Regions from separate parts of the Homo sapiens genome. Here all the other regions are linked to region 1. Evidence: read pairs that join two places in POLR2A ChIA-PET (ENCODE). Cell type or tissue: K562. All regions are shown on one strand. Each heading gives the region's core, and the rest is flanking DNA. Links, peaks and the distances in the headings are about the cores only.

Region 1 (11,524 bases), core at 9,025-11,524:
ACCTCTTCAGTTAAAGTCTTTAATGACTCCCAACTTGCAAGAGCAAGTCCAGACTCCCGCAAGCTAAGGGTTTTGCAGGCCCAGGGCTCCAGCTATGGGTAGAATGCAGCAGAGCCTGGTGAATGGAAGGATTTAACACTCCAGGATTTCACCCCACGGAAGCTGTGACTGAAAGTCTAGAACACAGAACTGGCTCCTCTAAGCACCACTGTGGGCAGTGCATTGCCATGCTGGGAGTAGGAAGAGACACTTGGCTTCTGAGTCTGCCTGGCCACCTTTCAGCCTGCACATCTCAACGCTGGCTTTATTCTTTCTATGTGCCATCACATATATACTGGTAATACATAAATGAGGAAAACAATGGTTTCTTTGTGAAAAATGGCTCCCCCACAAAGAAAGCCAATTTTTTTCTTTTTCTTTTTTTGAGACGGAGTCTAGCTCTGTCTCCCAGGCTGGAGTGCAGGGGCATGACCTCGGCTCACTGCAACCTCCACCTCCCTGGTTCAAGAGATTCTCCTGCTTCAGCCTCCTGAGTAGCTGGGATTATAGGTGAGCGCCACTACGCCCGGCTAATTTTTTTTTTTAGAGGGAGTTCTGCTCTTGTTGCCCAGGCTGGGGTACAATGGTGCGATCTTGGCTTACTGCAACCTCTGCCTCCCTGGTTCAAGCGATTCTCCTGCCTCAGCCTCCCAAGTAGCTGAGATTACAGGTGTGTGCCACCTTGCTTGGCTCATTTTGTATTTTTAGTAGAGACAGGGTTTCTCCATGTTGGTGAGGCTGGTCTCGAACTCCTGACCTCAGGTGATCCACCCTCCTTGGCCTCCCAAAGTGCTGGGATTACAGGCGTGAGCCACCGTGCCAGGCCTGATTTTTGTATTTTTAGTAGAGACAGGGTTTCATCATGTTGGCTAGGCTGGTCTTGAACACCTGACTTTGTGATCCGCCCACCTCAACCTCCAAAGTGCTGGGATTATAGGCGTGAGCCACCACGCTCAGCCAAGAAAGCCAATTTCTAGGGAGACTGAGAAAAGTGATAAGACAGTAGAGGTTTAAGAGAGGGTGGTTCCTGGTCAGAAACCAAGTCTTAAATAAGTTAGAGAATTTCAAATTAAGGGTGCATATGTGACAGGAACGCATGAGCTGTAAGTGGAAATGAGAACAAGCAGCTTGGAAAGCTGTCAGCAAGGACAAACAGGGCTTCCCAAGAGACAAAACTTCAGAGAAGGCCGAAGGGTTTGTGTGATAATGATGTACACAGGAAATGCATGACTGAACAGAAGTTTGATAGGAGAAACTTATTTTAAAAGCTTTTGAGGCCGAGGCGGGCAGATCACTAGGTCAGGAGATCGAGACCATCCTGGCTAACATGGTGAAACCCCATCTCTACTAAAAATACAAAAAAAATTTAGCCGGGCGTGGTGGCGGGTGCCTGTAGTCCCAGCTGCTTGGGAAGCTGAGGCAGGAGAATGGCGTGAACGTGGGAGACGGAGCTTGCAGTGAGCCGAGATCACGCCACTGCACTCCAGCCTGGGTGACAGAGCGAGATTCCATCTCAAAAAAAAAAAAAAAAAGCTTTTAAGTGGGCCAGGCACAGTGGCTCATGCCTGCAATCCTAGCACTTTGGGAGGCTGAGGCGGGAAGATCAGTTGAGCCCAGGTGGTTGAGATCAGCCTGGGAGACAAAGTGAGACCTTGTTTCTACAAAAAATACGAAAATTAGCAGTGCATGGTGGCCCATGCATGTAGTCCCAGCTACTTGGGAGGCAGAGGTGGGAGGGTTGCTGGATCCTGGGAGGTGGAGGATACAGTGAGCAGAGACTGCACCACTGCACTCCAGCCTGGGCGACAGAGCGAGACATTGTCTTAAAAAAAAAAAAAAAAAAAAGGCAAAGTTTTTAAGTGACAGTATTCCTGCATTTATGGATTAAAGGTTTTGACAGGATCACAAAAATTTTACTCACAATTTATTGCATTTTTTTTTTTTGAGATGGAGTCTCTGTCGCCCAGGCTGGACTGCAGTGGCTTGATCTTGGCTCACTGCAACCTCCACCTCCCGGGTTCATGCCATTCTCCTGCCTCAGCCTCCCAAGCAGCTGGGACTACAGGTGCCCACCATCACCCCTGGCTAATTTTTTGTATTTTTAGTAGAGACGGGGTTTCACCGTGTTAGCTAGGATGGTCTCGATCTCCTGACCTCGTGATCCGCCCACCTTAGCCTCCCAAAAGTGCTGGGATTACAGGCGTGAGCCACTGCACCCAGCCGCCCCCCCATTTTTTTTTTTGGTCGTCCATGTAAATATGACTACAGGCCTGTATCACCATGCCCAGCTTTAAAAATTTTTTATGTTTGTAGAGACAGAATCTTGCTATGTTGCCCAGGCTGATCTTCAACTCCTGGCCCCAAGTGATTGTCCTGCCTTGGCCTTATAAAATGTTGGGATAACAGGCATGAGCCACTGTGTCTGGCCCTGCTGGGCCCTTGAAATGGCCAACAACTTCCTTCATCCCGGCTTCCCCTGTGCTTTTACTGCCATGTGCCTGCACCAACCCCTCCTTCAATTGGTGGGTTCCCTCAAAACCTTCACCTTCTGCAAAAAGTCAGGTCCTTTGTGCAGCCTTCCTCTGTTCCCAGGGCCAACCTCCCTCTCCTCTGGGTCCCCACTGCATCCCTGTGGACTGTCTGCCTCCCCCATATCTTCCAACAGACAGACTGCATTCCTGCAGCTTCTGCTCCCACAGAACTGCAGAGTGTGGGTGAAAGTTTTGCTTTCTTGAATTTACTAAGAGATGGCAAGAATGCTACAACTGATTGGGGCTAATCTAGGGGCAGGCCAGGCAGGGTACATGACTTTGGGGACCTTGACGGGAACGCATCAGCTTTAAGTGGAAATGAGAACAAGCAGCTTGGAAAGCTGTCAGCAAGGACAAACAGGACTTCCCAAGAGACAAAGCCCACCTCACTGAAATAACTATGGCTGCCTCACTGATGGAAGCCTTTGCTGGGAAGCCCCTGAGTTTTCATGATGCTCCAAAAAAAGAAAACTGCCCCTGGAGCCACAGGACTTCCATGGCTTTCATAGCTATGTTCAGGGATGCAGGGGCCTCCAAGAGCCCCAGAAGCAGCCTTTGTGAAGAGGTATGTAGGATGTGGAAGGGTGTGAAAGGGTGCTAGTCACAAACTTGCCAGCTTCCCACTCCTCCAAGGGCTCACTCTGCTCCTGAGTTTGTACATGGAGGATGTCTTAGACCAAAACAAATGAACATCCTACCTTCTCCTATGGCAATTAAATGTGGCCAAAGATTAGGATATAAAACATCTTTCTGATATGTATATTGAAAAAAAAACAACAAAAAACAAGCAACGACTAGAACTGGAGGGAAATGGCGGATGTTTAAAATTAGGGTTGAGCTGGAGAACCCAGAATGGTGATTATGGCTGAGCCAAAAAAACCAACCAACCCTCATAACCTTAGCTAGTGCCTCCCCAGGGCACTCACTGAGGCCGGCAGGTTCCCAGGGCCAACTCTGCAGGTCCCTCCTGCAGTACTTTTTTTTTTTTTTTTTTTGAGATAGGGTCTCACTCTGTCACCCAGGCTGGAGTAGACTGGTACAATCATAGCTCATTGTAGGCTCAACCTCCCTGGGTTCAGGTGATCCTCCCACCTAAGCCAAAAGGTCGGGTCCACCTCAGCCACCTCAGTAGCTGGGACCACAAGCACGTACCACCATGTCCGGCTAATTTTCGTGTGTGTGTGTGTGTGTGTGTGTGTGTGTGTGTGTGTGTGTGTGTGGCTAATTTTCGTGTGTGTGTGTGTGTGTGTGTCTGTGTGTGTCTGTGTGTGTCAGAGTCTTGCTCTGTCGCCCAGGCTGGAGTGCAGTGGCGTGATCTCAGCTCACTGTTGCAGTGGCGTGATCTCAGCTCACTGTAAGCTCCGCCTCCTGGGTTCACGCCATACACATTTCTCACCCTCCCGAGTAGCTGGGACCACAGGCGCCCGCCACCACACCCGGATAATATTTTGTATTTTTAGTAGAGACGGGGTTTCACCGTGTTAGCCAGGATGGTCTCAATCTCCTGACCTCGTGCTCCGTTGGCCTTGGCCTCCCAAAGTGCTGGGATTACAGGCGTGACTCACCATGCCCGGCCTTTTTTTTTTTTTTTTTTTTTTTTTTTTTGAGACAGAGTCTCACTGTTACCCAGGCTGAGGTGCAGTGGTGCAATCTCCGCTCACTACAACCTCTGCCTCCCAGGCTTAAGGGATTCTCCTCCTCAGCCTCCCAAGTAGCTGGGGCTACAGGCAGGCACCACCATGCCTGGCTGATTTTTGTATTTTTAGGAGACACTGGGTTTCACCATGTTGGCTGGCCTGGTCTCACACTCCTGACCTCAAACGATGCACCCGCCTCGGCCTCCCAAAGTGCTGGGATTACAGGCCTGAACCACCATGCCCAACTTCATTTTTGTGTTTTTCTGTAGAGACGGGGTTTTGTCATGTTGCTCAGGCTGGGATCAAGTGATCCTCCTGCCTCAGTCTCCCAAATTGCTGGGATTACAGGCATGAGCCACCATGCCTGAACCTCTCCATAACTCTTGATGGCTTCGCCTGCCTGTTCTTTCTGCCATCACCACCAGCTTTGTTACCTACACTGGTTTCTCCCCAGCCCCACTCTGAGTTTGAAGTAGTTATCTAATTTCCTCCCTGCCACACCCTACATCTTGATCTGGGTGGTGGCCACACTAGTGTACACAGGTTCACAGTCACTGGCTCTCCACTTAAGATGCACATATTTTACTGTACCTTAGTGATGCATTAAAAAAAACGGCTCTGCAGTTAGGTGTGGTGGCTCATGCCTGTAATCCTAGCACTTTGGGAGGCCGAGGTGGGAGGACTGCTTGAGGCCAGGAGTTCAAGACCAACCTGGCCAACACAGCAAGACCTCATCTCTTAAAAAATAAATAAATAAAATGAAAAAGAAAAGCTCCACATTACAGAATTAAAACAAAGAGAGAGGCCAGGTGTGGTGGCTCACGCCCATAATCCTAGCACTTTGGAAGGCTGAGGCGGGCGGATCATCTGAGATCAAGAGTTCGAGACTATCCTGGCCAACATGGAGAAACCCCATCTCTCCTAAAAATACAAAAATTAACCAGGCATGGTGACACATGCCTGTAATCCCAGCTACTCAGGAGGCTGAGGCAAGAGAATTGCTTGAACCTGGGAGACAGAGGTTTCAGTGAGCTGAGATGGTGCCACTGCACTCCAGCCTGGGCAACAGAGTGAGACTCTGTCTCAAAAAAAAAAAAAAAAAAAAAAAAAAAGCCTGGCGTGGTGGCTCGGCACTCTAGGAGGCTGAGGCAGGTGGATCACCTGAGGTCAGGAGTTTGAGACCAGACTGGCCAACATGGTGAAACCCCATCTCTACTAAAAATACAAAAATTAGGCCGGATGTGGTGGCTCACGCCTGTAATCCCAGCACTTTGGAAGGCGGAGGCGGATGGATCACGAAGTCAGGAGGTCGAGACCATCCTGGCTAACACGGTGAAACCCCGTCTCTACTAAAAATACAAAAAATTAGCCAGGCATGGTGGCAGGCGCCTGTAGTCCCAGCTACTCGGGAGGCTGAGGCAGGAGAACGGCATGAACCCGGGAGGCGGAGCTTGCAGTGAGCCGAGATCGCACCACTGCACTCCAGCCTGGGTGACAGAGTGAGACTCCGTCTCAAAAAAAAAGAATTAGCCAGGCATGGTGTGGGCACCTGTGATCCCAGCTACTTGGGAGGCTGAGGCAGGAGAATCGCTTTAACCTGGAAGGCAGAGGTTGCAGTGAGCTGAGATCACGTCTTTGCACTCCAGCCTGGGCAACAAGGGTGAAACTCCATCTCAAAAAAAATAAATAAATAAAATAAAAAATAAATAAATAAAAGAGAGAGAGAGAGATGGTTATGGAACCTGAGTTATCACATAATATCAAGCAGTTTTTCTGGGTTAAATGGAAGAAAAAGGCTATCAAACCAAAAGAATACTATGGTTACAACTATGAAAATACTGAATAAGGGGAAAATGAAATTTTCTGTTTTTGTGTTGCGGTAGGTAAAGTATAGATTGTCTGTAATGTGGCCATGTTGTTTTTGTAATAAAAACAGACACAGTGATCTGAAATACAAACAATAGTAATCTACTTCAGCAGAAACTCCATTCCTTTATCCTTGAACATGTAACACTGAAGTCTACCAAAATCTCATGAATTTTTTTTTTTTTGAGACGGAGTCTTGCTCTGTCGCCCAGGCTGCAGTGCAGTGGCATGATCTCAGCTCACTGCAAGCTCCACCTCCCGGGTTCACACCATTCTCCTGCCTCAGCCTCCCGAGTAGCTGGGACTACGGGCGCCCGCCATCACGCCCAGCTAATTTTTTGTATTTTTAATAGAGACAGGGTTTCACCATGTTAGCCAGGATGGTCTTGATTTCCTGACTTGGTGATCCACCCGCCTCGGCCTCCCCAAGTGCTAGGATTATAGGCGTGAGCCACCGTGCCTGGCCCCCAGTCTCATGTATGATTTTATATTTCGAGCCAAAACCTGAGGAAAGCAACTTCTAACTTTATTTTTTTGATTTTAATTATTTAGCTTTAAATCTTTTTTTTTTTTTTTTTTTTTTTAGAGACAGGGAGACTCTGTCACTGATGCTGTAGTGCAGTGGCACCATCATAGCTTAACTCTAGTCTCTAACACCTGGGCTAAAGCAATCCTTCCACCTCAGTCTCCCCTGTAGCTAGGAATATAGGCACGTGCCATCATGTCTGGCTAATTTTTTTTTTTTTTTAGTTTTTATAGAGACGGGTCTTTGCTATGTTGTCTAGGCTGGTCTCAAACAATCCTCCTACCTTAGCCTCTGAAAGCATGGGATTTTACAGATAAGCCACTGAGCCCAGCCTTATAATTTTCAAATAAAAATCAATGGGCGAATTGGATTAGATATGACAAATTTAGACATAAAGACTTTTTTTTTTTTTTTTCTTGAGACAGGGCCTCCCTCTGTAGCCCAGGTTGGAGTGCACCATTACAGCTCACTGCAGCCTTGATCTCCAGGCCTCATGAGATCCTCTTACCTCAGCCTCCTGAGGAGCTGGGACTACAGGTGTGCACCACAATGCCTGGGTAATTTTTGTAAAGACTGGGTTCCCACTATGTTGCCCAGGCTGGTCTCGAGCTCCTGGGCTTAAGCAATCTACCCACCTTGGCATCCTGAAGTGTCGGGATTACAGGTGTGAGCCACTGCACCCAGCCCTAAAGATTTTTTAAAGCAAAAATTATGTGAAGTGAGTCACATTTGTACAGATTACGCTGAGGTGAACACCCTCTCTTTCAAAGTAGTGGGGTCACAATTATTGGAGAAGCTATTGACAGACTAGATGTCAATCAAGTGAACATGGGATCAGGGAAGAACAGTTCCTGGTTTCACAATGTTTGAGGACAAATATCCCCTGATGAGTAACTTAAAGGGTTGTTGGATCCCTTCATGGCACTGACGTGGACTGAAAGTCTTGGTCATTTGCACTAATCCCCACTTCTGCTCCTTTATACCCAGATGGTAGAAGATGCACTCACCTGTTGTTGGGCTGGGAGGTGAGGGTGCCATTCTGTTCAGGTGGGGTCTCTACTGGTTTGGATTTGAAGTAATTGACCAGCCCCCCAAACACGCTCTTAATGCTATTGATGTGTTTCTGGCTGATCTTCAAATCTTGGTCCATCTTGTCCACCATCTTCTCTGTGCGCTCCAGGACTCCTCGCTGACGGGCGAGCTCCTGGGGAAACCGAGAGGCAGTGGCATTATAGCTTTCTGTGACTCTCCCCCAGGGCAGTCAAGGACCACATGGAGCAGCCCCTTCATAAACTCTCAGTGGGCACATCTGGAGACGGGTACTGTCATCTGTGAGGGGCACACTACCCTTTCCAACAACACATTCCTTTGCCTCTCCCTCCCTGCCCTACCTCTACTTGCTTTCCTCATTTGTTCATGAGACCCTTTTCCTGAGAGGCTGGCTCATGGCGCCATGTTAAGATGGATGGCAGAGGGTGGCGCAGTGATTCACACCCGTAATCCCAGCATTTTGGGAGGCTGAGGCGGGCAGATCATGAGGTCAGGAGTTCAAGACCAGCCTGGCCAACATGGTGAAACCCCCTCTCTACTAAAAATACAAAAAGTAGCCAGGTGTTGTGGCGGGCACCTGTAATCCCAGCTACTCGGGGGGCTGAGGCAGGAGAATTGCTTCAACCCTGAAGGCAGAGGTTGCAGTGAGCCAAGATGGTGCCAATGTACTCCAGCCTGGGCGACAGAGCAAGACTCCGTCTCGGTTGGGGGTGAGGGGAGATGGATGGCAATGTGCCTGTGAGGTTCAGAGTCTATGGCCTGAACTGGAAGCAGATTCTCTCTAGCCCTCCAACTCTGGGAACCCTCACAGGTTGGGCCTGGCACTGCCCCCTGGACTTTGGTTCTTATATTCTTCCTTTAGGAAGTTCCCATTTAAGGAGTTCCCACTGGGCCACCTGAGCCTCCTGGCCATGGTCAAATCCTCAAATTCTATTTCAAGGACCAGTGTCCCCTCTGGGCCCTATTAGTGTCTGACTCTAGCCCATCCACAATTCCAGCTTTAAAACCTGTTAACACGGGTGACCCTGTCCCAGGGCCTTTGCACACACCACTGTCTCCGCCTGTAATGTTTTCCATCCAGATACTTACATGGCTCAGCCTCTCATCCCTCATCCAATTAGGGTCTCCTTTCAAAGGCCACTCTCTCAGAGAGGCCTTCCCAGACATCTTCCCTAAAGGAGAATTCCTTCTTCCAACCACTACCCCTCTTCTCCACCTCCTTTTCTGTTTTGAGATGGAGTCTTGCTCTGTCACCCAGGCTGGAGTGCAGTGGCGTGATATTAGCTCACTGCAACTTCTGCCTCCTGTGTTCAAGCGATTCTCCTGCCTCAGTCTCCTGAGTAGCTGGGATTCCAGGCGCCTGCCACCATGCCTGGCTAGTTTTTTGTATTTTTGGTAGAGACGGGGTTTCACCATGTTGGCCCGGCTGGTCTCGAACCACCCGCCTCGGCCTCCCAAAGTGCTGGGATTACAGGCATGAGCCACCGCTCACAGCATATGAGCTCCACGAGGCAGGGACTTGCTCTGTTCACTGCTGAGTCTCTGCAAATCTGCCCAATGGAGACGTGAGTGATGCTCTGTGGCCACAGTGGCAGCCTGATGGTCCCTCCAGAGCTGATGGTTCTGGTTGTGGATATACATTCACAACATCAACACTACCACTTTCCTTTATTTACGACAAACTTGCTTCAGTCCCTAGTTCAGAACTGATCTACAGCTGCGGCCCATCTGTGAGCTGCCTTTCCAGCCAGAAGGCTCTCGAGCTTCATTTTTCCTGCTCTGTCAGGCAGCCTCTGCCCTCAGCTGCCTTCCTCTGAATCTATCCACCCATCACCCTGTGGCTTAGCAATTACACTAACTATGCAAATGTTTTTTAGATATATTCTCTCTTGATGCCTAAAAACAAAGTCAAAAAAAATTTTAAACATCCTGGAAACCTGAAGAGCAAAATGCAACTATAAATAAATGGTTGTGGCTTCCTTAAAGTCCTTAAGGAATCAATGTGTAACCTGAGTCCTTGTTTAATGGGTGAAATTTAAAAACATAATGTATAGGCAAAAAGCTAAAACACTGGTTGGTTGAATTTACTATTAAACTTTGTTTAACTCTTGCTGGAAATAAACTTAGAACTGCTGAATTTTACAGCTTTCAACGTTTATGTTTTTCACTAGTTCACAAGAGATGTCTGAACAAACCATCAGCCTTTTTTAAGTAAAAAAAAGATGTTTTCTGGATAGTGTCACTCAGTATGTCAAGCAAATCTTGCAAGGGCTAGTTTTCAAAAGAAAAAAGAGCTGCTAATGTATCTGGCATTTCTGCTCCTTCCATCACCTCAAGTTTATCATCTTCATGTCCACACTGCGGTCTTCTCTGGAATAAGGCAGAGCTATACGTTAGGATTAACAGATTTTCTCCAGCATCTACATGTTTTTCTGACAGTCCAGTTCCAGCTAGCTTTGCAGGCTGCAGAAGAAGCTTTCCAGTAGCTGGAAAGACACTCAGAGCAGCCAGGTTGGGGACTGGGGAATGAAGAGGTGGCCAAGACTCTGCTGTCACATTAGGAGGGAGGTCCTCAGCTTCCCTGATGGTGAGCTCCTCCCATCAGGGCCAACCCACGACCACTCACCCTCCCACCCTGACCTCCTCATCTCAATTTGGAGAGCTACCTTCCCCAGTATGGACTTATTTTCTCTTATTCACAAGAGACACATTCTCTCAAACTCCCAGAGTCTGTGCTACTGTTAAGGAAACCAGATGGCTGATTTAGATGTTTAGATGGGAGCACAGAGAAGTCTGTGAGGGTGGCTTATCTTGCCTGTGAGGCTGGAAGGCCAGGCGACTGAGTGCTGCTCTGGCCTCTGGAAGTTTCTGTTTGCTGAAAGCTAGTGTTCACCAGAGGTCATGAGGCCAGCAAGGGAGGAGTTGTTTCTTCTGCTAAAATCCACCCCCAGAAGGCAGAGGAAATGACCGGACTTAATGTGCTTGTGACCTAGTTCCAACCAATGAGGAAGAAGGGTTTGACAGAGCAAACACCAAAATACCAGGAAAGAGAACACTGACAGTCTGTAAGGACAGGCCAGGCAGACACCTGTGCCCCAGCCACCACCAAGACAGGCCTCAACCGCTCCAGGTACCGAGGCAGGTCCACACCCCCCTCCGCAGAGCCACGGCCCATCTTCTCCAACTTCCCGTGGGAGAATGAGGTCCCTGAACGGACTTGGGTGGCTGCTAGGGGAGTGAGCTCCGCAGGTGCCCTCAGTGTAAAGGACGCACATGCAAAGTGCTTCCTTGTTTCAGTGATTACTAAGCATTACAGGTGATGCCCTTCTTACTCCCTTGAACCCCAACAAGAGTTCTCTCTTTGTCCACGAAACAATCCCAAGTCTCTGTCCTGATGGTGTTTACAGTCTAACAGAGAGCAAGATGAGTGAGGTTCAATCTCAGCTTTTCATTTGTTGACAACATTGCAATGCTCGGAATCCAAGAAAGGCAGATGAGTCCTTGCTTCACTGAGCTTACAGTCCTGTGGGGGAGGCAGAAACTAAAGCTACTGCACGCGTGCACACAAACACATACACACACAGAGTCACCTCTCCCTGCAGACTCTTTGTTTAGCTTAAGGTGGGGGTCAGAGAGGCTCCCTGTTGAGGCTGGAGGAGAGACTGAGAAGTTAGGCAGTCAGAAAGTTGGGGGTCCTGTCCATTTGGACTTAGTTTTCCTAAAAACAAATCACAACGAAGAGTTGGGGTGGGGCAAGGGCACCAGGCAGAGGGTGCAGCTTGTGCAGGGGCAGAGGAACCGTGTGGGGAGTGAGCGGGGCTACCCACAGGACTCGGCAGGGAACACCCACAGGATGTCACTAAGGCCTTCAAAGG
Region 2 (9,056 bases), core at 5,517-8,016, 53 kb before region 1:
GCTAATTTTTGTCTTTTTAGTAGAGACAGGGTTTCACCACGTTGGCCAGGCTGGTCTCGAACTCCTGACCTCAAGTGATCCACCTGTCTTGGCTTCCCAATGTGCTGAGATTACAGGCGTGAGCCACGGCACCCTTACTCTTTTCTATGTATGAAATATTTCACAGTTAAAAAAAAAAAAAAAAAGGTAGAAAACTTAATTCCAGCTGGGCGTGGTGACTGGCTCATGCCTGTAATCCCAGCACATTAGGGGGCCGAGGCAATTGGATCACCTGAGGTCAGGAGTTTGAGACCAGCCTGGTCCAATATGGTGAAACCCCATCTCTACTAAAAATACAAAAATTAGCCGGGCATGGTGGTGGGCGCCTGTAATCGCAGCTACTCAGGAGACTGAGGCAGGAGAATCACTTGAACCCGGGAGGTGGAGACTGCAGTGAACCGAGATCATGCCACTGCACTTCAGCCTGGGCGACAGAGCGACACTGTCTCAAAAAAAAAAAAAAAAAATTCAATTCCAAGATGAGCTAAGTACTTCTCTAGTGAAACTGCTTTAACCACCATTCTTTTTTTTTTTTTTTTTTTTTTTTTGAGACGGAGTCTTGCTCTGTCACCCAAGCTGGAGTGCAGTGGTGCGATCTTGGCTCACTGCAATCTCTGCCTCCCAGGTTCAAGCCATTCTCCTGCCTCAGCCTCCCGAGTAGCTGGGACTATAGGCGCACGCCACCATGCCTGGCTAATTTTTTATATTTTAGTAGAGACAGGGTTTCACTGTGTTGGCCAGGCTGGTCTCGAACGCATGAGCTCAGGCAATCCACCTGCCTCCGCCTCCCAAGGTGCTAGGATTACAGGCGTGAGCCACCATGTCCAGCCAGTAACCACCATTCTTTATCACTGACCAGCATTTAATGCCCAGGTCCCCTCCCTTCTGTCCCTGGGCTTTCAGGCCATCACTAATGGCTCCTCCTCCTATGCTTGTGGCTGCCTCTCCTTCCGCAGCTTCTCTTTCTCTACTTATTCCTGTTCTGCCTCCTCATTCTGGGTGATCCCATCTAAGCTGCGATTCCCAAATCTATATGTATTCAGCCCTTACCTCTCTTCTCAATAACAAACCCATCAGATTGCTAAATACCACCTGGCTTCCAGCAGGTACCTCAAAGAAAGATTCTTCCTGTTGAAAAGAATCACGCACCCACCCTAATCCCTTTCTCTTGTCTCAAAGGCACCACTCAATCCTCTCTGAAGTCATCATACCTCTCCCCTCACCTTCTATGTGCCACTTTACATTCCTATGGCATTTGATCTTGGCTCAGCTTCTCAGGGTCCCTCTCCAGTAACAGAGAATTAGTCCTTCAGATCTTTCCCCACCCAGAGCAGTTTCTCAAAAGTAAAACTCATCAGTTCTCCTTTTAAAATCTGACAGTTCTCTTTTTAAAAACTTTAGATGGCTCCCATTGTTAAGCTCATTTACAAGGCTGAGGAGGCCCTTTACAAGTTGGCTTTATCTTTCCTTCCTAGGTTCCTGCCCATCATCTACATTAATTATAACTGTGTCTTTACCAGCAAGCACTGCCACCATCTCTTCTACCACCACCTCTTCTACCTCGTATACTTGTTCTCATCCTTAAAGAATCAGTTGAAGAGCATCTCCTCTTTCAAGCCTCTCCCCACCTCTTAGGTACAGTTGATTGCCTTTGCTTTTAAGCTGTCATGGCATTCTAATTTTTTCAATAGACCAAAGCTTCTCAAAGACAAAAATCAAAAACAAAAACATGGTTTACTTCCATTAGATTCCAAGAGTCTAGCAGTGAGCTTTGGTATATTGTAGGCCTCTATATATCAAAGAACTTCCCTTTCCTATTTCCCTCCTTTTTTGTTTCTGAAAGCACAAAAGCTCAGGTATTCAAATTACCTAACTCTGGTTTAATACTGTCACAAAACTGGTGTGACAGAATTCGAATACCGTTGAGTGTGCACCTTCAAAGCCTCTTCTCATCCTCTTCCACTGTTCTTGTCACGTTCATTCCAGGTGAGTTGCTATGTGCCTGGTGGCCCCACCCAACTTGTTATGATTTTAGCTCAGATTCAACTCAAGTTAATCTGAACTCCCAACTAATAGGCTGTGCCCCCTTTTACTTATCTGAAAGAATTAAAATAATGTTTTTTGTTTGTTTGTTTTTTGTTTTCCGAGACGAAGTCTCGCTCTGTTGACCAGACTGGAGTGCAGTGGCGCTGGCGCAATCTCGGCTCACTGTCATCTCTGCCTCCCAGGTTCAGTCTCGAACTCCCGACCTGCCAGACCTCCCAAAGTGCTGGGATTACAGTCGTGAGCCACCACGCCCGGCCCAGAATTAAAATATTTTAATCTTAAAGACCCTCAGAAATCTAGTCTAATCATTCAGATCAAAAGGAAAAATTTAGGTCACAATTCTGTGGATTTGAGTTTTAAAAGTCACAAATCGAATGGCTACTAGTACTTTCCATGGGAACACAACTCTTTTTTTTTTTTTTTTTTTGAGACGGAGTCTCGCTCTGTTGGCAGGCTGGAGTGCAGTGGTGTGATCTTGGCTCAGTGCAACCTCTGCCTCCCAGGTTCAAGCGATTCTCCTGTCTCAACCTCCGGAGTAGCTGGGACTACAGATGCATGCCACCACGCCCAGCTAGTTTTTGTATTTTTAGTAGAGACGGGGTTTCACTATGTTGGCCAGGATGGTCTTGATCTCCTGACCTCATGATCCGCCCGCCTAAGCCTCCCACAGTGCTGGGATTACAGGCGTGAGCCACCACATCCGGCTGGGAACACAACTCTTAATTGGACAAGATTCCATTCTCAGCATGACAGTGTTCTTGTTTTTTGTTTTTTTGGAGAGAGTCTCACTCTGTCGCCCAGGATGGAGTCCAGCTGCACGACCTCGACTCACTTTAACTTCCACCCCCCAGGTTCAAGTGATTCTCCTGCCTTTAGCCTCTTAGGCACACGCCGCCATGCCCAGCTAATTTTTTGTATTTTAGTAGAGACAGGGTTTCACCGTGTTGCCCAGGCTGGTCTCAAACTCCTGCACTCAGGCAATCCACCCACCTTGGCCTCCCAAAGTGCTGGGATTACAGGCGTGAGCCACTGCACCTGGCCATGTTCTTGTATTTTTCTCTGAATCAAATTCACATGATTTTAACTACTGGTCAGGAGAAACGCAAAGGGGTTTATTCACAGAGTTGAATTCTATGCTGATTAAAATTACTGGCAATCCTTTCCCCATTCCAAATTATGGAAGTCTAGATTTGAGTTCTTAAATAATTAGAACAGGGGATGTAAAGAGGAGGCACAACCATGCTTCTTGTTTCCTCCTGTCCCTTCAGGGATTGGCTTCTACTTCACAGGTGTGTGAGGCTCCTCTTCTGGGCTCTCAGGTTAGACTAAGCACCCTTTCTCAGTTCTCCCACAGCTGTTTCACCATGCATGGAGATTAAATATATTAAATATATACAACTTACATTCATTCATTCATTCATTTTTTGAGACAAGGTCTGGCTCTGTTGCCCAGGCTGAAGTGCAGTGGCATGATCATAGCTCACTGTAGCCTCGACCTCCCATGCTCAAGCAATCTTTCCACTTCAGCCTCCCAAGTAGCTGGGACTTAAAGGCGCATGACACCATGCTCAGCTAATTTTTTAATTTTTTGTGGGAATGGGGTCTCACTATCTTGCCAGGGCTGGTCTCAAACTCCTGGGATCTAGCGATCCTCCTGCCTTAACCTCCCGAAGTGCTGGGATTACAGGCACGAGCCACCGAGCACAGCCAACCTTTACATTTTTTTTTTTTTTAGTAGCCAGGCGCGGTGACTTACGCCTGTAATCCCAGCACTTTGGGAGGCCGAGGCGAGCAGATCCCCTGAGGTCAAGAGACAGAAAACCATCCTGCTCAACATGGTGAAACCCCATCTCTACTAAAAATACACAAATTAGCCAGGTGTGGTAGCGCGTGCGCCTGTAGTCCCAGCTACTTGGGAGGCTGAGGCAGGAGAATCACTTGAACCTAGGAGGTGGAGGTTGCAGTGAGCCAAGATTGCACCACCACACTCCAGCCTGGCAACAGAGCAAGACTCTGTCTCAAAAAAAAAAAAAAAAATGCCAGGCGCGGTGGCTCATAACTGTAATCCCAGCACTTTGGGAGGCCCAGGCGGGCGGTTCACGAGGTCAGGAGATCGAGACCATCCTGGCTAACACGGTGAAACCCCGTCTCTACTAAAAATACAAAAAGTTACCCGGGCATGGTGGCGGGCACCTGTAGTCCCAGCTAACTCAAGAGGCTGAGGCAGGAGAATGGCGTGAACCCAGGAGGCGGAGCTTGCAGTGAGCCAAGATCCCGCCACTGCACTCCAGCCTGGGCGACAGAACAAGACTCCGTCTCAAAAAAAAAAAAATTTTTTTTTTAGTAACCAGTAAGCTCCTCAGAAGCATGATAGGGCTGTCTGATTCAATGTTGGTTCCATATTACCAGGTACATGTAATGCTCAAAGTCTGCTGAGTACAGTACATTATTTTCTTGAAGGGCCAACTTCCTTTAGTTTTTAATGGTAAAATTTTATTTATTCTAATTTTTCTTCATAGCCTGAATTTATCTATCGACACAAGCTAGAAATGGAAAATGTCAAACAAAGCAAGCTACCTTCTGAAGCATTCTGTTGTTAAACTGGAAACAGCCCTTATTAAATAAAAATACACTAGAGCTAGGCCAGGCGCAGTGGCTCACACCTGTAATCCCAGCACTTTGGGAGGCCCAGGCAGGTGGATCACTTGAGGTCAAGAGTTCAAGACCAGCCTGGCCAACATGGTGAAACCCTGTCTCTACCAAAAATACAAAAATTAGCCAGGTGTGGCAGTGCATGCCTGTAATCCCAGCTACTAGGGAGGCTGAGGCAGGAGAATCTTAAACCCCAGAGGCGGAGGTGGCAGTGAGCCCAGATTATGCCACTTCACTACAGCCTGGGGGACAGAGGGAGACTTGGTCTCAAAAAAATAAATAAAATAAAATCCACCATAGGAATACCACAAATACAAAAAGCAGTTAAAGATAAAAACACAGAAGATAACAAAGTTACAAATAGACCAAATCATCCCTTCTTCCCTTTCCCTTCATCCCCACCCACCAGCAAATCAATTTTATCTCCAAAATAGGCATCTCCAAGTCACAGCTCCACTGTCACTATTAGTCACCATCATTTTGTAGCTGGATTACAATAACAGCCCCAGGTCACTCCTCTGCCTCAAATTCCTTCCTTGGAGCCCACAGCACTTTAAATAAAAACCCAATTCCTGACCCTGATCTTTATCTCCAAACTCATTTTATATGTCCCCCTTTCTCCTTTAAGAAACACACTCCCAGGCCGGAGAGGGTGGCTCACATCTGTAATCCCAGCACTTTGGGAGGCTGAGGCAGGTGGATCATGAGGTCAAGATATAGGGACCATCCTGGCCAACATGGTGAAACCTTGTCTCTACTAAAAATACAAAAATTAGCCGGACATGGTGGCGGGTGCCTGTAGTCCCATGCAGTCCCAGCTACTCAGGAGGCTGAGGTAGGAGAATCACTTGAACCTGGGAGGCAGAGGTTGCAGTGAGCCGAGATTGGGCCACTGCACTCTAGCCTGGCCACAGAGTGAGACGTCATCTACCAAAAAAAAAAAAAAAAAAAAAAAGCCGGGCGCAGTGGCTCACACTTGTAATTCCAGCACTTTGGGAGGCCGAGGCGGGCGGATCACTAGGTTAGGAGATCGAGACTATCCTGGCTAACATGGTGAAACCCCGTCTCCACTAAAAATACAAAAAATTTGCCCGGCATGGTTGCAGGCGCCTGTAGTCCCAGCTACTCGGGAGGCTGAGGCAGGAGAATGGTGTGAACCCAGGAGGCGGAGCTTGCAGTGAGCCGAGATCGCACACTCCAGCCTGGGCGACAGAGCAAGACTCCGTCTCAAGAAAAAAAAAAAGAAAAAAGAAAGAAAGAAAAGAAACACACTCCCAACACAATGGACTTTCTCACCTCAGGACATCTACATAAGCTTTTCCCTAAACTTGGAAGGCTCTTCTCCTCCTCTCAGGCCAAGCCTTGCCTAGGCTGGGTTCTTCTTTACCCTCAGGTCTTAGCTTCATGCTTTCTCTGACCACGCCACCCCAGGTAGGTCCCTCCTGTATATTGATCTTACTAGTACTTTATTTTTCTACTTTTCAGTCTGTCTTCTCCACTACAGTAGGAGTTCCACAGGAAGAAAGTATGTCTGTCACACATCTTTCCCAGTACCTACACTGGGTTACACTGGGTTATAATTCTCTTATAAACATTTGAATAAAAATATAAAATTAAAAATTATGAAGCATTCTAATGAAAAGGATAAGACTATAACAATGCAAGCCACCAGTCCTTAAATTTCGAGTAGGACATTATTGTTACAAATTTTAGCTATGCAAGATAAACCAAAATATTAGCCAAGAGGCATGAAACTCTGGCTTTAAAAGCTCAGTTTTGATGCCTGCAAAGTTAAGCCACTAAATGTACCCTGTTTGGGATGCGAAGAAGCATTACACTGAGTTTTCCGTTTGGCCCAGGCTCTAGTAGTCACTAGCTTTCTATAAAAGGCTAATAACATGTTAAACCTAAGCCATGAAAACCAGGCTTGGGAGTGGCAATTCGAAGATTCAGTATAACAAAGTAAACTCAGTCAGGATCTAATTCAACCAGCATGGTGATCTCCTTCAGAGATACCTAGGAAAATGAAAAACTAAATTAAAGCAACAGGCCTGAGGCAGAGGGCACAGAGAAGGAGAAACAAAGCTGAACGTGAGGGGTAGGGTCAGAGAAAGGCCCTATAATCTGTGAGGGGACTGGAACAACAGGTAGGATTTCAACAGATGGAGAGTGAGGTGTAGTTAAGGCAGTCAGTGAAGAGCCAACAGCTGGAGCAAAGGTGCAAAGGTACAAAGGTATGAGTAAGGAAGGATGGCTACCAGGGAATAAGTGAGCAGCCTAGTACAGCTGCAGTAAAGGAAGGACGAAAGAGGGCAAAGACAGAATTACATGCTTGTTCTCTAAGAAGATGCATGCATGTACGGAAAATCTGGAGGCGATTCTGTGGATAGAGAGAAGCGGCATACTTCTTTTCCTTCCTCTAGAAGGAGACTCAAGTCATTAACTTTTTCCTTTTTTTTTTTTGAGACAGAGTCTCACTCTGTCACCCGGGCTGTGCAGTGGCGCGATCTCGGCTCACTGCAACCTCCGCCTCCCGGGTTCGAGCGATTCTCCTGCCTCAGCCTCCCGAGTAGCTGGGATTACAGGCACCCACCACTACGCCCAGCTAATTTTTTGTATTTTTAGCAGAGACGGGGTTTCACCATGTTGGCCAAGATGGTCTTGAACTCCTGACCTCGTGATTCGCCCGGCTTGGCTTCCCAAAGTGCTGGGATTACTGGCGTGAGCTACCACACCCGCCCATTAACTTGCTTTTTGAAACAGCTGTATTATTAGTACTCATGACCTCAACATAAGCATATGCATGGCTTAATGAATGCCTGGTATTAATTATATAATTCACGCTCACAAACGAGAGGAAGAATTTATTCAGTCATATTACAAATCTCACTACAGTGGGTTCTAAGATTCTCAACTCCTTAAATTGGAATTATATTGTGCTCAAAGTTGACTGCAACTACCAGCATCTGCCAGGAACCGCAGGTTTCACCAATCAGATTCTTGGTGTCCTGGTCTTTGTTATACAGTATTTGATTTATAATCACTTTCTCCCCACTTTTAAAGTCCATTTAGTTCAGTAGTTAATCTTGTAGTCATTATACTGTCATGGCTTTTTTTTTTCTATCTCTATCCCACTATGCAAACAGTTGGTGTCCTCAATTATAATAGCTTTTAATGTTTAAAGTTTAGAGTAATACCCGGTCGACAAATCCATAAAGTCATAAACATCTAACCCTGGAAAAACTGTATCAACACCCAGTCCTTTTAAAATAGATGTTTAAGAAACGAACTGGCCAGTTTGTTACTTTAAAAATTCTAGGCAACTTTTCAACTCAAATTTGGGATAATTTAAATAAAAGAAACCTCTGATAAAATCAGTGTTACAGGGCAAACACAACAATAAAAGCAAATCTCTGCTAAAACGCTTAAGGCAAATTAAAGCAACTAATCAATTAAAATAACGTATTTCACTTGGAAAAGAGAATGCTTGGTCACTTTGCGTTAATTTTAAAATAAGAAATACAAAATCATTAGACTTAACACAAAAAGCATGTCTGAAATTGAACTAGGATACAACTAAGTGTCATTCAAAAATTTTCCTTAATAACATTCTAGCCTAATTCCACCTTGGAAATTAACCAGACTGATCTCTGGCCTACTAATGGTCCTCGGGGAGAAAATATGCAATAAATTTTCCAAAAAATATCCTCGCTGAAGCCAATGCACCTTCTCTTATCTTTGTAATTAACGTACTATAAAAGTGGTGGTGTCTGGCCTGCTTCAAACTTGGCACCACAGTATCAATATACAGTTCTGATATTTTGGTTAAAGGTTTTTTTGTTTCTAAACGCTAAAGCATTTTCATTTTTTTGACTGTTCCAAAGGCTGCAGTCCTGGAGTTCTTAACCTGGAGTTCAGAGATCTGGAGGGAGTACAAGCACCCGGGATGGTGTGCAAACTTGTGTGTACGTGCCTTTGGCGGGGAGGGGTGGGGGTGGGGGTGGGGGTGGGGTGGTGAGTGCTCGGCTATCTTCAGATTCTCAAAGAAGTCTATGGCTTAAAAACGGTTTTTGGCCGGGTGTGGTGGCTCACGCCTGTAATCCCAGCATTTTGGGAGACCGAGGCAGGCGGATCACGAGGGCAAGAGATCGAGACCATCCAGGCCAACATGGTGAAACACCGTCTCTACTAAAAATACAAAAATTAGCTGGGTGTGGTGGCGTGAGCCAGTAGTCCCAGCTACTCGGGAGGCTAAGGCAGGAGAATCGCTTGAACCCGGGAGGCGGAGGTTGCAGTGAGCCGAGATCGCACCACTGCAC
Region 3 (2,753 bases), core at 254-2,753, 86 kb before region 1:
ATATCCTGGGCCAGGCACAGAGGGTCATGCCTGTAATCCCAGCTTCTGAGGAGGCCAAGGTGGGAGGATTGCCTGGGCCCAGGAGTTGGAGGCTGCAGTGAGCTATCATCTTACCACTGCACTCCAGCCTGAGCAAGACACTGTCTTAAATAAATTTTTAACTTTTTTTTTTTTGAGATGGAGTCTCACTCTGTCACCCATGGGGCTGGAGTGCAGTGGTGTGATCTTGGCTCACTGCAACCTCTGCCTCCCGGGTTCAAGCAATTCTCCTGCCTCAGCCTCCCGAGTAGCTGGGATTACAGGCGCCCGCCACCATGCCCAGCTAATTTTTTTATTTTTAGTAGAGACGGGGTTTCACCATCTTGGCCAGGCTGGTCTTGAACTCCTGACCTTGTGATCCAAAGTGCCTCAGCCTCCCAAAGTGCTGGTAAATTTATTTTTAAGACAGGGTCTCAGCTGGGCGCAGTGGCTCATGCCTGTAATCTCAACACTTTGGAAGGCTGAGGTGGGTGGCTCACCTGAGGTCAGGAGTTTGAGACCAGCCTGGCCAACATGGTGAAACCCCGTCTCTACTAAAAAATACAAAAGTTAGCTGGACGTGGTGGCACACACCTGTAATCCCAGCTACTCAGGGGAGGCTGAGGCAGAAGAATTGCTTGAACCCGGGAGGTGGAGGTTGCAATGAGGTGACGTCACACCACTGCATTCCAGCTCTGGGCAACAGAGCAAGACTGTCTTAGTGGGGGTGGGGGCGGGGAGGGCGGTGAGAAGGATCTTCCTCTGTCACCCAGGCTGGAGTGCAGTGGTATGTCAGCTCACTGCAACCTCTGCCTCCCAAGCTCAAAAGATCTTCCCACCTTGGCCCTCCCTGCACAGTAGTTGGGACTACAGGCCTGCATCACCATGCCTGGCTCATTTTTATATTTTTTGCCGAGATGAGATTTCACCGTGTTGGCCAGGCTGGTCCTGAACTCCAGATCTGCCCATCTCGGCCTCCCAAAGTGCTGAGATTACAGGCATGAGCCACCACATCCAGCCATAATTTTTAAAAATGGCTTCCTGAGGTTTTACAAGAAAATATGCACCTCAAAATACACAAATAGGCATGGGAATAGAGTACAGTGAAGTGAAAGATAAAATGTACTGAGAGCTGGGAGTAGGAGAGACAAGGCCCTGGCTGAGGGGGTGTCAGTGGGCCTCCCAACACCTCAAGCCAATCCACTTGGAGGTCTCCCAAAGTTCATCAGGAGAACCACCTACAGCCAAGAACAGAAAAGGATTCAAGAAAGCCGCACAGATATCATGCCCTGACCTGCAATGAGGCTGCTCACTTCCCATGACTTCTGCTTGATACCATTCAACCCTGGTTAGCTCATGCTGAAGAAATATTTACTAGAAGCCTCAGATATGGGTGCCTAGAAGGAAAAAGATCCAAGTTCTCTGTGGTGGTGCAACCTGTGGGAACTATTGCCTCATGCTCAGAAGGCCAAGCACTAGGCTCCCATACAATACCTACAAGACAGACACTCTGGGAGGCAGATTTCTCTTTTGGAGGGAGACCCCAGGTGCTCTCCTCTGGGTGCCCGAGTGTTGGAATGGGCGGATGCCAAGACTTCATTCTAGCTCTTGGTCAGCAGCAGCACTAAGGGTCTCTGAGAAGCATCAGAGATTTCACCACTGATGAACTGCCAGGAGGCTAGTGGGGGCGGACTGAGGAGACACTGAAACACCGAAGCTGCCGCCACCACCGGCTGATGCAAGTTTTATTGAGACAATATACAAACAGGCCATGGAAACAAGGGTTTTGATGCTGGGACCAGTAACGTAAAACGGAATACAAAAATAAAAAGGCACTAATCTGTTAAGAAAAGACACTCGATGTATTCTAAGAATATAAGTCATTTAATACTGTTAATTTTATAGCACAAAATAAAACAAGCTATGATCCCCAAAAATAATTTTAAAAGCTTACACAGAAAATATTATTGCCTGAAGTTTATGATCTTTAAGTTACAGGTCAAAAGAGTTTTATGTTGTTGTTGTTGTTGTTGTTGTTGTTTTAAAACACACAGTGAAGACCGTCTAAGAAGCAAGGCCACTGTTCCTCCTGTAGGGACAACGATCCTGTCTCAGAGACCTGTCCTTCTGCTCCTTTAGAAAACAGAACCAGCACAGCGTCCACACCGACAGCAGTTACTAGGGGCATAGTCCTCCGGTCGCAGAGGGTGGAGTTGAGGCAGAGCTCAGTGGTGTCCACAGAAAGCATTAGTCTTAGGTACTGTGTTAAAACAATCAAGAATTCATTCATGTTTAAGAGGTTAATAACCATAATATTAAAGGATTAATTATAAACACCTGGCAAAAAACCACATCATCCCTTTTCAAAAATAAAATGTTCATATTCCTCTGAGCAAACATCACAAGAGCAGTGGCCATCTGCCTCAGGCCTGCCTTGTCTGTAAACAGCTGTAAAGGAAAGCTAGCACAGCGCCAGGGACACATGAGCTCCCAGGAGGGCACAGCTGTCCTTCCCTTTCAGCTTTCCAAACATGAGCACAGAAGGTGTCTAGTCTGGGTGACCAAAGTCCTCAAACGGCAGCCGGTCAACACATCGTCTTCCTCGTTAACCATGTCATCAGGTGGTTCCACACAGCACAGACATGGCTGACTCCTGTACCGCAGGTCCTTCCCGGGATACACAAGTTTTTAACCAGTCAATGCCCTCTAGTACGTAATTTGTTTCCTTCCCAGGT

The links. Peaks named below come from ENCODE experiments on the same cell type or tissue, not always from the same donor. Only the 100,000 strongest peaks of a DNase experiment are listed, where the experiment ranks them.
Region 2: POLR2A ChIA-PET joins it to region 1 with 22 read pairs; 15 of 35 experiments call an interaction of 5 or more read pairs at or near these places.
Region 3: POLR2A ChIA-PET joins it to region 1 with 18 read pairs; 8 of 35 experiments call an interaction of 5 or more read pairs at or near these places.

What each region holds. Positions count from the first base shown.
Region 1 is chr22:20,866,616-20,878,139 of GRCh38, reverse strand. SNAP29 (synaptosome associated protein 29) reads right to left here. Exons shown (of 5, transcript NM_004782.4): 2 at 7,607-7,803. Among named protein-coding and RNA genes, the nearest start is that of SNAP29, 13 kb to the right of the region's middle. RefSeq lists silencers at 973-1,173, 5,189-5,378 and enhancers at 10,033-10,564, 10,425-10,719. In K562, for the core only: CTCF peaks have their summits at 10,129, 10,600 and 10,975; DNase peaks (open chromatin) are centred at 9,379, 10,539, 11,199 and 11,299; H3K4me3 peaks cover 797 bases.
Region 2 is chr22:20,918,643-20,927,698 of GRCh38, reverse strand. The region is part of intron 1 of CRKL (CRK like proto-oncogene, adaptor protein); the gene reads right to left. Among named protein-coding and RNA genes, the nearest start is that of CRKL, 5.8 kb to the right of the region's middle. RefSeq lists an enhancer at 2,421-3,068. In K562, for the core only: no CTCF peak of the experiment used is centred there; a DNase peak (open chromatin) is centred at 6,871; H3K4me3 peaks cover 2,500 bases.
Region 3 is chr22:20,952,731-20,955,483 of GRCh38, reverse strand. It overlaps CRKL (CRK like proto-oncogene, adaptor protein), which reads right to left. Exons shown (of 3, transcript NM_005207.4): 3 at 1,737-2,753. Among named protein-coding and RNA genes, the nearest start is that of LINC01637, 3.0 kb to the left of the region's middle. In K562, for the core only: no CTCF peak of the experiment used is centred there; DNase peaks (open chromatin) are centred at 1,207 and 2,639.